Linked DNA regions of Mus musculus: region 2 is linked to region 1. The links are chromatin loops, found by intact Hi-C in ENCODE. Cell type or tissue: left cerebral cortex. All regions are shown on one strand.

Region 1 (8,000 bases):
CCCTCCCCCCTCCCCCTGCTCACCAACCCAACCACTCCTGCTTCCTGGTCCTGGCATTCCCCTATACTAGGGCATATAACGTTCACAGGACCAAGGGCCTCTCCTCCCATTGATAACCAACTAAGCCATCCTTTGCTACATATTCATCTACAGCCATGAGTCCCTCCATGTGTATTCTTTGGTTGGTGTGGTTTAGTCCCTGGGAGCTCAGGGGTACTGGTTGGTTCATATTGTTGTTCCTCTTATGGGGCTGCAAACCCCTTCAGCTCCTTGGGTCCTTTCTCTAGCTCCTTCATTGGGGACCCTGTGCTTAGTCCAATGTATGGCTGAGAGCATCCACTTCTGTATTTGTCAGGTCCTGGCAGAGCCTCTCAGGAGACAGCTTTTAAAAGGAATGCCTGTGGTGTCTCATGCTTGTACTCACAGACCTGGGGAGCTGGAGACAGGTAGATCCCTGGGCTTGCTGGCCAGCCGAGATAGCCTATTTGTTGAGTTCCAGGCCAGTAAGTGACACTGTCTTTAAAACGAAGGTGAACTGTGCCATGGGGATGGCACCCAAGATTGAGTGCTGACTTCAACATGTACATTTGTGCATTCATGTGATCAATACCCACACTCACATGCATCTACACAGCATCACCACCACCACGGCCAAAAGTCAGAGCAGACACCTGAGAGTTGGAGAACCAATGCTTGTGGAACTCTGGAGTTCATAAAAGTCTGTGCTAATGGGAGCATAACATACAATTAGTAACCCTCCTTCAATTACAGAGGGAGCTGATGTGGGGAGAAGTTGGTACTTGCCAAAAGTTATGTAACTAGTTCAAGGTGAAGCCTGCTGAGAAAGGAATTTTGACAGACATCTCTAAAGGTGTACACGAGGGCTAGAATGGTTGAAATCCTTTCCTATAGCAACTGGCCTAGATTTAGGGGATCAGAAATCTGCTCTACATCTGGTTGTTAGACAGGAAGGTAATAGCAGGGGTTGGAAATACACCTGTGACATCCAGGGAGCAGCCTGTGTCTTCAAGTGTCCTGTCTCTTTGATTCAAGGTGGGGACAGAGCAGAGCTTGCTTGGTGTTATATATTTGATAATCTTTAGTTCATTTACTATCCCTAGCTACTATTTTACATATAATAGTCACAATATATCTACACATAGCACAATCTCTTTTTCTTGACAGTTTAATTAGTAGACATTAAGGAAAAAAAAGAAAGAAAAGAGAGAGAGACAGAGGGAGAGAGAGAGAGAGAGAGAGAGAGAGAGAGAGAGAGAGAGAGAGAGAGAGAGAGAGAGAGAAACTACAGGCAGGGAAGATGGCTCAGTGAATAAAGTGCTCTCTGTGCAATCGACGAAGAGCTGAATTCAGATCACCAGCTCCCAGCTGACAGCTGAATGTAGCAGTACATGTCTCTAAGCCCACTTCTGGGAGTGGAGGGGTGGCAGAGACATGGAACTCAGGGGCTAATGGTCAGCCAATCTATTGGAAAAAACCTCCACGTTCATTGAGAAACCTTGTCTCAAAAAACATGGTGGAGAAGCAATTGAGTAAGATACTCTGAGGTCAATCTCTCCTCAGCATGTGCTGGTATACCTTCACACACACACACACACACACACACACACACACACACACACACACGTATATACTACACACACATACACACATGGAAAAAAGAAAAAAATGTAAAACCGAAATGGCAGGTCCCTGGCCTTATGCTATTAACATTGTATCTTATCAGAGCTTTGCTTTTAGTGAGCCCGCCAACTCCCCTGTAGCACTTTTAGTTTACCTGGTGCTGAACCTGGAGATGTGGCAATGGAGCCCGACACATGAGCTTGTGGTTTGGAGGAGGAGAGGGAGGAACTCAGTAGACTGAGCTTTAGGAAAGTTGCTTTGTAGGAAGTGACTCGTTTTACACCAGTAACCCGACCACCATGGCCAGATGCTTGCTGTTTACTCGCTCTCCATGCTGTGCTCTTTCTGCTGAGTTCCTGGAGCTCTACATAGATAGATGGTGCTACACTGTGCCCTTGAGTTTATGCTCTTGGAGGAGAGCTATCGAAATGACTCAGGGTTTAGGTCATCCACCCTTTAATGCAAAACAGAGGTATCAAGCCAAGAATAGCAGTAAAAGCAAAACAGAAAACACTGCACTTCAGTGGCAGGGGTGCCTGAGCAGCTACTACAACCAGCAACAGCAAGAGCTCTCAGAACTCACAAGAGACTTCAACTGTCTATGACAGTGAATGTGACTCTTCTTGAGTTCCAAGAAATACTCACGGAACTTTACTAAGAAAACAAAAACAAAAACAAAACAAAACCCAGGGTAAAGTGCACAAGAAGGAACTTCTCATAAACAGAATTTTGATTGAGACCACGCTTGGTTTATGCACCTTTTCAGTCAACGAACATTATTAGTCTCTCTGTGTGACTTTCTTTAATACATGCTTCCCCAACCCATCCCTGGAGAATTTTGGATATTTTTTCTTTACTCAAAATATCACAAATATTCACCTATATGTTTTTTTCTAGCTTTGGATAATATTTCAGCTTTTTTTTTCAACTTAAGTCATTTGGACTTTGTAAAAAAAAAAAAAAGAATATAAAGTAAGAATATAATTCATTTCCCCGACAGACAATTTCCATTCTTAATTGCTTGAATAGTCTGTCTTCTTTCCATGATTTTTCTCAAAGCAGAATGTGAAAGAAGCAGTATGCTCAATTGAAATTGTGTAGCATAGGGTGTATTGATTGTGGCCAAGGAAGAATGCAGGGCTGTGTGAGAGTCTGTGAAACACATGTGGATTGATGCAAACCATCCCTCAACTCCATCATTCCTCCTGTCTCCAATTTCTCCCCTCAGACCCCTCAACCTTTTGCCTTCTTTCACAACCCAGTACATAAATCCAGAGTATGTCACAGGTTGCACAGAAACAACTACATTACTTTGGTCTTCCAAACCTCCGTCCAACCTCCAGCCACTGGCCTTCTGACCCACCCTCATATACTCACCCAGTTGACAGACAAATGCAGTTAATAAAGCTGTTGGGCTGGGAAACTATAGCAAAGAAATAGGAAATCTTATAGATAGGCTATCTAAGAGAGTTATATGTAAAAATAGAAGCTATTTCTATTCTGTATAACTGGGGGGAGTCACTTTGTTTTCCTAAACTGTATTTCTCTCTCCCTCTCTCCCTCCCCCCTTCTCTCTCTCTCTCTCTCTCTCTCTCTGTGAGTGTGTGTGTCCCTCCCTCTTTCCCTCCCCCCCACACAGAAAAATTTTCATACTTGAGTAGCTTCTGCAAACTACATAGAAATATAGAAGTAGGCATTCCTCTACAGCTGAAAGAAGACCTTTTTTTAAAAAAGAGGTGATTCACTTAAAGAAGTGATTTCCAGTCCAGCAGTCCAATCCAATACGGCATGATTTCCCCTGGCATCCTTTAGTCCACCCATCTAGTTTAAGGGCGACTTCTGAAATAAACTGGTTCTTTCATTCCATCACACAGGTGGGTCCTGGGGCTTGAACTCAGACTTTCAGGCTTGGTGGTGAGTGGCTTTATTTGCTGAGCAATCTTGCTGTCCAGCCATGCCATATTTTATTATTTAAATGAATTATAAATACTTCATGATCTTAGAAGTGGGGGCGGGGGGAAGCCAGAAACAAACATCAAAAGAGCAAACACTTCTCTCTGCGATGCTGGTATCAGTGGCAGAACTGTTAACAGTTTGAAAGACCGTTTGACTGGTGTACTTCAAAAAGCCAACTCAATGCTACTCTAAGTAAGTTCTAACTTAGAGATCAGCACTGTAAACAGATGGATAATTTGTATAAGAACCCTAGATTTCTAGGGGCGTCGCCAGTGATTTTTCAGGTACATCTATCCAATGAGAATAGGGACAGGCAATCTTAGCTAATGGGTTTCCCCTTTTAAACTCCTAGCAGGCAAAGGTTGTTAGGACAACGTATGACATCTGTATATGCTTTGACTTTTCCCCCAAGACTTTTAAAGCCATATAGCTTAAGGGCTCTCCTCTGATTAGATCTAGAATTGCTCACTAGAAAAGATAACCTACTCCTCACAGCAATTTGTAATGTTCTAACCAGAGTGATAATGGGTGGTCCATTCTTTCTAAACGTCCCACTTGTGCATATTTGAGACGGGGAACTCGGGTGTCTTTGCAACTTTTTTTTTTTTTTTGAGCACAGGATTGGAAAGCGAGGGATACCGTCTTACCCACTCGGGTCAGTAGTACACGGGCGAGTGCTTGTCCAACACGGAGCCATTAGGAGCCAAGCAAAGTGCCGAGCGGGTCCACACCGCAAGCTGCAACGCAGCCCACCGGGCTTGGCCGGATCCTAACAATGCTACCCTCGTGTCTCGGTGCTCGCCTCCAGCGCGCCTGCACGTACGTAGCTCGCACGTGTGTGTTGACATGGAGTTCGTGTGTGGACCCCCTTAGAATATGCTGAAACCGATTTCTCAGCGAGGCGCCGGAGACAGGTCGAGGGAAGGTAGGAGCGGGTGCGGCGGGCTCCCCCGGCCTCGGGGCGGGGAGACAGCGCGGGCCGCGCAAGTCCCGCGCCGGCCGCTAGAGCCCCCCGTGCGCAGCTCGGCCCAGGCCCCGCGCTCGCCCGGCCCGGCCCCGCGCTCGCCCGGCCCGGCCCCGCGCGGGGAAACACTCAAGCGCACACAATGAACTCCGAGGAGGCCGCGAGCCGGGCCGGCCGCCGCGCCCGCACCGTGTGAACCGCCTCTTGGTTGGGGGATGCCAACTTTGCCCCCCAGGCGTCCTCTGCAGCCCCGCAGGCCCCGCGCCGCCGTCGGGCTGAGGAGACGCGGTGAGTGAGCGAGCGAACGAACGAGCGAGCGAGAGCGCGCGGCGGGCCAGGCCTCCAGCCGGCGCGCGACGCCCCGGCCGCCTCGCCCGGTTTCGCCCCGGCGCGCGCCGAGGCATTTTTTTTTTTTTTTTTCTGTGGTGGAAGCCGCCGCCAACATGGCGCCCCTCGAGCCCCGAGCCCTCCGCGCTGAGCCAGCGGGGGGAGCCGGGGAGGAGGGAGGAGATGGCGGGGAGGAGGAGGCGGCGGCCTGCGTCCCCCCCGCCCCCCGCGCCCGTCGCCGGCTGAGGCCCGAGAGGCGCCGGGCGGCGGGAAGGAGGCGGCTCCGGAGGGAGGGCCGGGCGCGGCGGCGGCAGCGGCGGCGGCGACGGAGCGCAGCATAATGGTGGGGAAAGCTCGGCGGCGGCGGGGCGGCTGGGCGGCGGGGAGGGCGGAGGCATCCGCGGCGGCGGCAGCGCGGCCTGAGCTGTGGTGGCTGCCGGGGCCCCGGGCTCCCGGGCGGGCGGGCGGCGGCTGCCGGTGGCGTCAGGCACGGCCCCAGGCCGGTGAGGCCTGAGGGGTGGGCGCGTTTCCTCTGTCCAGCACCTTGTACCTCCGGCTGACGTGAGGAGCAGGCCCGCGGGAAGGCCGCGGAGAGCCGCGCGCGGCCTGCTGGCTCCGGGAAGCCGCGGAGTCTTGTGAGCTCCTCCCGCCCGGTCCCCGCGCCTCCCGCTTGGCCAGGCCCTGGGGCCTTTGCGCGGAGCGTGTAGCGAGCGGGCGGACGGGGAGCGATGAAAGCGAACGCCCCTGAGACCCGAGACCGGTGTCCGTCGCTCTCCCGGGGCTGCAGGCGAGCGGGTAGCGAGGCCTCAGCTGCCTCAACAGGTCCTTCTGGCCGTCCTGGGGGGATCGGCCGTCTTGTGCCCACGCAGAGCTGCGGAGAGAAGCCGATGGGGACGCTGCCTGTGGGGTTGTGGCCTGAACTTTCGCTTGCACTGTCTCCCCTCATGCCTTTTCCCTGGGCCGAGCCGAGGGGGCTTTTGCGGTGTGTCCGTGGGACTTAGTGGTTGGTGATGTGTTTGTGGTGCTCAGTGTGTGTCCGTGGTACTGATTGTCCTATGTGATTCGTGTGTAGCCCTCGGTGTCACCGGCAGTATGCATGCACACAGTCCTCTAATCTGTATAGACGCCGGCCTCTGCCAGCGAACAGCTGAACTGTGCGCTGGATTCCCGGTGTGATAAGATGTGAACATAGTATCTAGCATTGTGTGGGGTTCAGTGTGCAGTATTCCTTGTATAGAGTATCCAGTGCCATAAAGTGTTACAGAGTATCTGGTGTTAACATCCCTTGCATGACCAGTGTGATCGGTGTTTTATACTGAGTACACACAGCGTACCTGCTTTCCTGTAGGGTTGTATACACAGTTACTAGAGTCATAAGTAGTGTTTACACAGTACCCATGTTTAGTGGGAGGCATATACTGTACCTAGTGTCTTATGTGGTATGTATCCAATTGCTGGTTTCACTTGCTGTATACATAATGACTGATGTCATGTGTGTTTTTGAGCATAGAGGAAGTGGCCAGGTGGCCCGATGAAGGAGAGGTCACCCCAAAGGCAGTAAGCATTTTAAGGGGTTTTGTGAGACTATCTCGCTCAGGCCCTCTCTCTGCTTCACCTGGGAGTTAAATTTCCTACAATCAATTGTGTTGTATGCCGGCAAAAATATTAAAAAAAAAATCACTAGGAGACGCAGAAAGTAAATGCTTTAAAAAAAGAAAACAAGATATGTAACAAGATATGTAGCTTAATTATTATGGGACACATAATCTCAAATGATTGGGGGGGTGCCATTGATTCTAATGAGTGTCTAGAAGTTAATAGAGAGTGTCTGGTTGTACTCTAAAAGTTTGAGTGTTTTATGGTAGTAAAGATGGTGTTTGTATTTTTTAAAATCTCTAATGTGTTAGACTAGAAGAAGAAATGGGAACTTATGTACATACAGGTAGATTATTTTCCTGGTCTTTGTTTACATTGTAGTCAGTACTTTGTTTACATTGTAGTCAGTATTTTGGCTGACTCAGTAAGATGAAGAGGCCAGAGAATGAAAGATTAGAAGACATGAGCTGCGATTATGATCAGGTTAGAATAAGTTTCTTGTTGAGCTCCGATTAAGAAAATAGCTGTGCTTTACCCGCTGTTTTTTCTGTATAGGCGGTTCAGGTGAAAATTGCATTTCTTGTGTTCTCCAAGGTGGACAGTTGGGTTTTTCTTGCAGTTAGCATTTGCAATAAATGCACACATGAGTGCTTTTGTTATAAAGAAAAATAGATTTAAGATGTTAGAACTCCACTCTGATTCTACTTAAATATTCTTCAGATATCTTAAAGTTAGTGCTCTGGGTGGATGTCCATTTGCCTGTTTCTGTAAAGGACATAGGTTTGTTTCACCCCTTTGTAACCCTTCCTCTGTTCCCCTTTAGGATGGTTCTGATAGCATATAATAGAGGCATTCATATCCCTGCATAACTTAATTGAGATGCTAATTGGAGCAAAGATTTTTGACATTTGTAACAGAACTATCACATGCTGTTAGGACAGTGGTTGCTTAAAGCCCTAACAGCTGTTGGAAGATTTTTTATTACCCTCTCTAGTTTTCAGTTGATTGATTTTTTTTAAAACAAACAAAAACCCCATCATTAAATCTAAGCAAAGAGAATGTGTCATGAAAAGAAAAAAGAACTAGCAAATGATCAGCAAACCTTGGACCTTCACTGCTTGCAAACCTCAATTGAATTCCACATTACTTTCTTTCAGAGTGGTTAATTTTGTTGTTATTTTTATTTGAGTCATGCATAATGATTAAGACCACAGACCTAGAGGGCTGGTGACTTGGGTTTGAATCTCCCTTGGGTCATTTAGTAGGCTCTTGGCAAATGACTTAACTTTTGGCAGGTAAGGCAATGAAGAACAAGGAGTAAGTGAACCAGTCTCACAGTTCTTGTGAGGATTAGAGCGTTCCTGAAGCAGTGCTGAGCTCCCCAGAACTGTGAGGACAGGTTTCACAGCTGAGGTCCTCATTGCTATGCATTGTACCCTCCTTGACTTAGGACCTACAGAGCTGCAACCAAAGCTGAGCGCCCGTCTAGGCTCTCTTGTGTTGCCTTTAAACCTCT
Region 2 (8,000 bases), 900 kb after region 1:
AATGATTTTCACAGGGTCACATTTTGGGTGCATGTCCCTTAGATGGGGGTGCTACTTTGGAAAAAGTGAGGAAACTATAGGTAGGGTCTAAGATAAGCCTTTAAGGGTATTTATTCCTGGCCTCCCCTTGCTTTGTTCTTTGCTTCTTGTCTGACATTAGGTGAAGAATTTATTCTGCCAAATGTTCTTACCACCATGTCCTGCACAAGTGACTATGAACTAATTCCCCTGAAACCATGTACCAGAAGAAATGATCTCTTCCTTTTTCAAATCAGGTATCTTGGTCATAGCATCAGAAAACTAACACAATATCATAATATTTACATTTCAACATTGTATTTTGTGAAGATTCTGTTACTTAGGTCACTTAGGTGTATTATCTTCACAATGATGCCCTTGTATATAATCCTGAGATGGTGAAATGTAGGATTTGGATTGCACAATACAAGTACAGTACGCATGAGTAATGCTCCTTTATGTAACTCAGATTCATATAGCACTTTCAAAACTAATATTATGCAAACAGTTTCACTTTAGGCTGTTTTTTTTCCCCAAGACAGGATTTCTCTATAGCCCTGGCTATCCTCAAACTCACTCTATAGACCAGACTGGTCTTGAACCCAGAGATCCTCTCATCTCTGCCTCCCAAGGGCTGGAATTAAAGGTATGCATTGTCACTGCCCTGCTAATTTTTTTCTTTAAACTTTTAAAACTTTATATGTATGAATATTTTACATACATGTACACCATATGTGTGCTTTATACCTGAGGGGATCAGAAGAAGGCATCGGAGCCCACAGAACTGAAATTACAGATGTTGAAGCCTGCTCCTTTTAACATCACTGCAGCAATTTTGTATTCAGTCTCCATTTTGCTCATAAGTTGAAATTAAGTTCAGTTCTCAGACTCCACTTTCCAGAAGTGATTATCCATAGCTGACACTGAAGAATGCTACTAATAAGCCAAGAAGTTATGATTATAGTACTTATGCTCTGTTATCTCAGTGCTCTGAAATTCCCTTTTACTACCTGCCACCCCTCTTACCTTACTCAGGACCAATCAGCTTAAAGTTAGCAGCTACTACTTTTGTCTAGTTAGGCAACATTTTGTGCTACTCCCCCACAACCCCCTTACCTTCTAAACCTTTGAATCTGTTTTTTCCTATAAAAAGCCTGCCCTAAAAACAGACTGGTACCACAAAATTAGGTTCCCGAATCCTTTTTGTGGTCCTGATTGATCAGTCTTGGAGTGTGTGTTCTACAAACCATTTTTGCTTACCTGAGATCTGTGTTCGTATGGTTTGTGATGCAATTTCTGAACCTCAACAACAGTCAATTGTAACCTGTGGGTGCTGGGAACTGAAACTGGGTCTTCTGCATGAATACTCAGTGCTCTTAACAGACAGCTACCTCTTAGGGTTTCCTTGCTGTGAAGAGACGCCAAGACCACAGCAATTCTTACAAAAGACATCTAACTGGAGCTGGTTACAGCTCTGAGGTTCAGTCCATTCTTGTCTTGGTAGGAAGAAGGGCAGCATGCAGGCAGACATGGTACTGCAGGAGGAGCTGAGAGTTCTACTTCTTGATCTGAAAGCAGTAGGAGACTGAGACTCACTTGCCAGACTTGACCTTCTGAGACCTTAAAGACTGCTCTCAGGCACACACTTCCTCCAGCAACATCCCACCTACTCCAGCAAGGCAACATCTCCTAATAATGCCACTCCCTCTAGGCCTATGGGGGCCATTTTATTAAAACCACCACGCTTTGTTTTTTTTTTTTTTTTGGTGGAACTCTAAATATACCAAAGATAAAATGTACTTCCATTAAAAGTATCTTAAGTGGCACCCAAATGTGGCTGCTTTGTTGCAAACTTAGTGGAATGCTACTTGGATATGGAACTATGCTTTACAGTACTTTCTGCTGGCTATCATTAACAGCAGAATGTCTTATGCATTCTTTGTTACTAGTTAAAATTTTCTTAAATAAATATCACAGCCTCCAAATTTGACAGTGATTTCTCTGAGAAGCCAAATCTTTTTTTTCTCAGTTCATATTTATAGACTGTTACTAGTGATAAGCTTTGTATACTATATTTTTTTTAAAAAAAGATTTATTTATTTATTTTATGTATACAAGTACACTCTAGCTGTACAGATGGTTGTGAACCACCATGTGGTTGCTGGGGTTTGAACTCAGTTTAAGAGCAGTCAGAGCTCTTAACCATTGAGCTATCTCTCCAGCCCCCTGAATATTATACTTGATACACAAGTAACCCACAATTTCTTGTACAGAATGTTTTGGTTATTCGAGTCTCCAAATACGATAAATTTATTTCTTCTCCAGCAAACATCTTGCATTACTGCTTCTTGAATCTGAACCTTCAGTTTTATCTTATAGGAAGAATGTTGACCCATATAGAAGGAAAATACTATCATGCTTTTACTGTAGGTGAGTTTTAAACATCTAGTTCAAGTTGCTCGCAGAGACAAGGCTGTTTATGTAACAGCTCCATTCTGCTATGTAGGTCTTCCCAACCCTGATTAACGGGGAAAAGCGGCTCAAGTCCCACCTTTTGCAGTGAACAGCTGATTCTATTTTCCCCTCTTAGCCAATGGTGATCAGATATTTCAGAAGGAAACTGGGTGAGTCATCTTCTGCAGATAAGCTGAAATATTAATAGTTCTATCTCTACCAGGCTCTCCTGCAGCCAGCTAGCAAGACTCCCACTGAGCCCTGCCTGAGGAGCCATTCCTAGCAGATCAGCCTGTAAAGCAGTTGGATTTGAGAGATTCTGAAAGCGATTACGTTAAATAGTACACTCGACTTTGCATTTTAATAGATTATTTTTCTTACCAGTTTTTGGGCTGTGCGAGTGTTTAGGACAGATGGACTTAAAACCTGCCTGACCGTGGACCCCTCACCGGAATCCCTGCAGTGGTAAGTACCCACGGTCCGGGAGGCTGTGTGTGCTTCTCCCTGTTACCGACGCTACAGGGTCTCGGGGAGCAATTCGTGCAAGGATCGCGTGTACCGTTAGTGTGTGGTGCAGAATTTGGGGTCTAGCAGTGCCTGTAAGCACCTTGGGAAAGCTCCTAACAGGGAAAGCGCTGAGCCTACTTGCGCCACCAGGGGACGCCATACTCGTTCTGCAGTCACTCGCTGGGTCTTGGCTCAGCGCGCTGCTAGGCCATAGTTTAGGTCTCCAGGACCCGGCGTCAAAGCCGAAAGCCAAAACAGGAGACTATCCCGCGGAACAAGCCTGTGGGACTGAGCGAAGGAGACCAGGAAAGAACTTCCGCAGCCGTTGGGCATGGGGCGGAGCTTCCGGTCTGTTTTTTTTTTTTTAAGGACCATCTCTGAGGGCGGGACTTCCGCAGTTACCGGAAGTACGGGCGCGCCAGTTCGGGTCGCCGGGTTGTGTCAGTGCGGGAATCGGCCGGTTTTTTTTCCTGCTCTGGGTCTGCCTCGGGAGCCTCGTCGCGGGGGGATCTACGAATTGAGTGCGACGTAGGCTGGTTCCAGGCGGACGCGAGTGCTGCTGCTGTGACAGGTGACGCCATCTTCTCAGCTGTCTGGCTTGGCATCCTTCTCGGGCGCTCGGGGGATGTCAGGTGTCCGGGTGGCGGTGGGGACGAGGCTTCGAGGTGGATGAAGGATACAGTCCTAATCCTGCGCACTCTCTCTGGCTCCCTGTGTACTCAAGTGGCGTCTACCTGGCTGTCTGTGTCCCGTGGGAAGCCCAGAGTTTTCGAAGATGGTGGCCTTCGATCCCGCAAAGACGGGGTATGGCCTCTGGGAAGGAGGAAGGGTGGGGGGCGGAGATGGGGTAAGCAGATGCTGAAGTGGTAAAACCCCGCCACGCCTTTGTTTCTCTTTCTGAAGACTTCCTTTTCTTCCCCGTACACTTCTATTTCCTAAGTTTTAAGGCATCATAATGGGCCAGTTTTACCAAAAAGTTGCATAAATATGCCATTTCACTTCGCGAGCAGACATAACCGAACGATTGATCAGGTTCTTAGAGGTTTTATCATCTAACTTGAACTCTTCGATGTTTCTTGTGCTTGAAGACGAGGACCGTTAGCTCTACACCACTCACTCTCTTGCCCGGATGTAGATTGCTAGGCAGTTTCTTTGAAGTTCAGATGGGTTTTCTTTACATTGCTTATTGTGGCCTACAAAGTATGCCATCAAAGCGGTACTGAAACCTTTTTACCTCTAAGCAGTACACCTGGTGATAATAAGCCTCCAGGATACTTCTCCCTTTTCTAAGAAATCTTCTATTATGCTACCTTCCTTGCTGTTTTGGTTACTTTGCCGATCACATTTTCAAGTGTTTGTAAATTCTCTTTGACACCTAAGCCACATACTTGAGCATAGTATATATAAATATAACCTGACCAAAGTAAGTAGAGGCCTTCTATTAGTGTTGCCCATAGGAGACGCAGAGCAGTGGCCAGTGGCCACATGAAATAACAGTGTGACCTTGATGTTTATGACAGCTACGTTTTTGCAGTGTATATCAAGCCTTCTTGCATAAATTTCTGGACACAGGACCTAAGTATGCTTCCTTTGGTTTTCTTACTCTGAGATGTTACTTCCTTTAGTATAGGTACGTTGGTCTGTTATCTTACTTTGCCCTTGATTTGAGGTAAAATCCTTGGGGTTGGGTATTTCCCCCAGCAGTGATACTAAGAGTTTTGTTAGTTGTCCTGTCCTGATTTATTCAAAGAAAGATATGCTTTCTAGATTTGAATTTCTTTTTTGGTTATTGAGAAAAAAATTCTTGGTGGTAGCTTATTTAATTACTGATGCCTGTCAGCTCAGTGCCATCCTTAGACTCGATAAGTGTGCATCATTTGCCTTCATCTCATCAGTGACAGAACATTTTAAGTAACTTAATTCTGGTGACAGATTTCCAAGGTTGCGTGTAGAGACCATTCTCTTTTCTGTTACTGGTTAGATATTGCATTGATTCAGCCCTCTAGAAGTTAATTTTAAAAGTACTATTACAATCAACACTTAAAATATTAATATTATTAATACCTTTATTGAACTTTTGGAGGTTCAGTGACATTTTATAGTTTATACTACCATCTGCAAATTATATAACCATCTTTTTAATGTATAACTAACATTTTTGGGATAAACCGGGTATTTATTTTGAAATAAATCAGTTTTTTCTTGTTGAAAGAAAATTAAAATTCTTCCTCCAAAGTATGAAATAGAGAGTAATGTTTTATATTATCTCAAATAAAAGCATACATTGTTTGTTGTATTGCTTATAAAACTACTTCAGCAGGCTTCCTGTTTGGTTGTATGTACTTAATAAAAATCTGATACTGTAGGTAGTAACACCTTACTGTGGAACATACATACTAAAAAGAGCCTTGAAAAGAGAGAGAGCTAAGTGTTCATTGGTGCGGTTTAATGTTATACCATTTACCAAGGTAGTGAATTTGGTATATTAACAGTGTGTGTAGAGATTTTATTCATTTGTTAAATATGTTGCACTAAAGCTGGACATGTATTGTTCTGCCTTGTTTATAAACAGCAGAGAAGAGGATATGCCCATGACAGCATGGAATAAGGACAGATGAGTTTGGCAGGCCAACCAGTTAGGAGTGCAGGAGAAACTATATTGCAGCTTTACATTTAATGTACTGATCTGTCTTACTGAACTGGGTGAATTGATGTGAGTGTTTGAAAGAAAGTAATTACCTTTTGGAGCTTTAGATTCTTTCTTTTTAAAAACATATATAGGTGAATTAGTGCATAGTAAAAGTAACTTTATAAAATAATTTGTTTGGTGTGATGCTGGTGATGAAACCCAAGGTCTCAGCTATGCCTAGCAATCAGCCTCCTTCCCATTGAGCTACATCCCACCCCAGATGTATTTTCTCTTTTTTTATGAGACAGTTCCTCTCTGTGAAGCCTTGGCTGTCCTGTCTTGGGATTCTCTATTTAGACCAGATTAGACTGGCCTTGAACTCAGAGATCTGCCTGCTTCTACACCCCCCCTCCCCCCCCCCAGTGCTCGGATTAAAGGCATGCACCATTATGCCCAGGTAGACCTATTTTATTTTCAGAGTGAAAGAGTTTTCTTTCTCTTTTGAGCTACCTTTTGTTTTGCTTTTTTTTGTTTTGTTTTGTTTTGTTTTTCGAGACAGGGTTTCTCTGTGTAGCCCTGGCTGTCCTAGAGCTCACTCTGTAGACCAGGCTAGCCTCGAACACAGAAATCCGCCTGCCTCTGCCTCCCTAGTGCTAGGATTAAAGGCATGCCACCACGCCCGGCTTCAGTTACCTTTTTAATACTGTCTAGTTTGTAAAATACCATCAGACTACAAATTGAAGTTGAAAATTCTCCCTCACAGTGGTTTTGTGTGAGGATCAGTGCCTCTGTATTTGTGGATCAATTTCAGTCTCATAAGCGACAGTCTGTGGTAGTTTTTCAACCTCAGGTCGACCCACAATTGACTTTCTCCCCTTTGCTTTCCATTCTTTCTGTTTTCACTTGGCTAGCTTGTGCTCTGTGTATACCGCTTGAGTATTTCTTGTACAAGTGACTACTGTCTTGTGTACCTTCTTGCTAGGATCACAAACCCCAAACCTCTGAATTTTTTTAGTAATTCAAATATTTAATTAATTGTATCCGCATGAGGGCCATGTGAGTGCAGTGGCCACAGAAGCCAGAGAGGAAATCAGATTCTTTAGAGCAGAGATTCTTAATTTGTGGGTTGTGACCTTCACAGGGGTTGCCTAAGACTATTGGAAAACAAAGATAATTACATTATGATTCATAACAGTAGCAAACTTACAGTTATGAGGTAGCAGTGAACGTAATTTTATGGCTAGGGGTCACGACAACATGAAGAACTGTATTAAAGGGATGTAACAGTAGGAAGGTCAAGATTACTCTAGAGTTGCACGTGGTGGTGAGTTGCCTGACCGTTCCTGCAGTGAACTTGTTTCCTCTGGTAGAGCAGCATAGGTTCTTAGCCTCTGAGTCATCCTTTTATTTTTTTGAGACAGGGTTTCAGGTAACCTAGGATGGCCTTGAACTCCCTTTTCAAGCAAGGCTGGATTTGAGTTTTGATCCTCCTGCCACTTTCTCTCTAATTACTTTTTGTTAATACATGGTTAGTTCATGTTAGTACCTGGTTTGGCAGCTGTCTTAGTGAGGGTTTCCATTGCTGTGAAGAGGCACCATGACCAAGGCAACTCTAATAAAGGACCACATTTAATTGGGGCTGTCTTACAGGTTCAGAGATTCAGTCCATTTTCATCAAGGTGGGAAGCATGGCAGCATCCATGGCACTAAAGAATGAGCTGAGACTTCTACATTTTTGTTCTGAAGTCAAACAGGAGAAGACTGTCTCTAGGCATCTAGGAGGAGGGCTTCAAAGCCCACCTGCACAGTGACACACTTCCTCTAGCAAGGACACGTCCACTCCAACAGGCCACACTTCCTAATAGTGCCACTCCCTCAACCAAGCCTATTTAAACCAGCACAGAAGCCGTCACGTACTTCCATTTTTTTGATGTAGTGTGAATGGAAGGAAATGATACTAGGAACTGGAGTAGTTACTTTTCTTATTACCGAGGGAGGCCGGGGCCAACTTTCTGACTCAAAACAACTTAAGCAAGGGAGGTTTGTTTTGGTTCACAGTTGAGAGGAATGCAGCCCATAGAGACCTGTTGTTGGGAGTGTTCCAGTCCATGGCGCCAGTGAGGAAGCACAGAATTGGTGCTCTGCTAGCTTTCTTCTTCCCTCTCATTGAGTCCCGGACCCCAGCCCAAGAGAGGTGGCAGTGAACAGAGCTAAGATGTGTGTCTTCTTCTCCACTCTCTAATTTTCTCTCACAGATACAATCAAATGTGTGTCTCATTAATGTCCTCTGTATTTTTAGTTCAGTTAAGTCAGCAAGCATAGGACCAGTACAGATTTCTGGGGGGAAAGATAGAGGTTGGAGGTTGTAAATATAGAGGCAGAAGTAAAGATG

What was found. Peaks named below come from ENCODE experiments on the same cell type or tissue, not always from the same donor. Only the 100,000 strongest peaks of a DNase experiment are listed, where the experiment ranks them.
Region 2: it touches region 1 in a loop (2.9-fold over the local background); 2 of 42 quality-filtered maps call a loop at or near these places.

Annotation. Positions count from the first base shown.
Region 1 is chr13:9,761,577-9,769,576 of GRCm38, reverse strand. Zmynd11 (zinc finger, MYND domain containing 11) reads left to right here and starts at 4,256. Exons shown (of 15, transcript NM_001199141.2): 1 at 4,256-4,522. In left cerebral cortex, a CTCF peak has its summit at 4,556; DNase peaks (open chromatin) are centred at 4,554, 5,067, 5,563, 5,716 and 1 more place; H3K4me3 peaks cover 2,841 bases; H3K27ac peaks cover 1,985 bases.
Region 2 is chr13:8,866,420-8,874,419 of GRCm38, reverse strand. It overlaps Wdr37 (WD repeat domain 37), which reads left to right and starts at 3,376. Exons shown (of 14, transcript NM_172445.3): 1 at 3,376-3,550. In left cerebral cortex, CTCF peaks have their summits at 2,282 and 3,123 (motif pointing right); DNase peaks (open chromatin) are centred at 2,624 and 3,267; H3K4me3 peaks cover 2,831 bases; H3K27ac peaks cover 2,663 bases.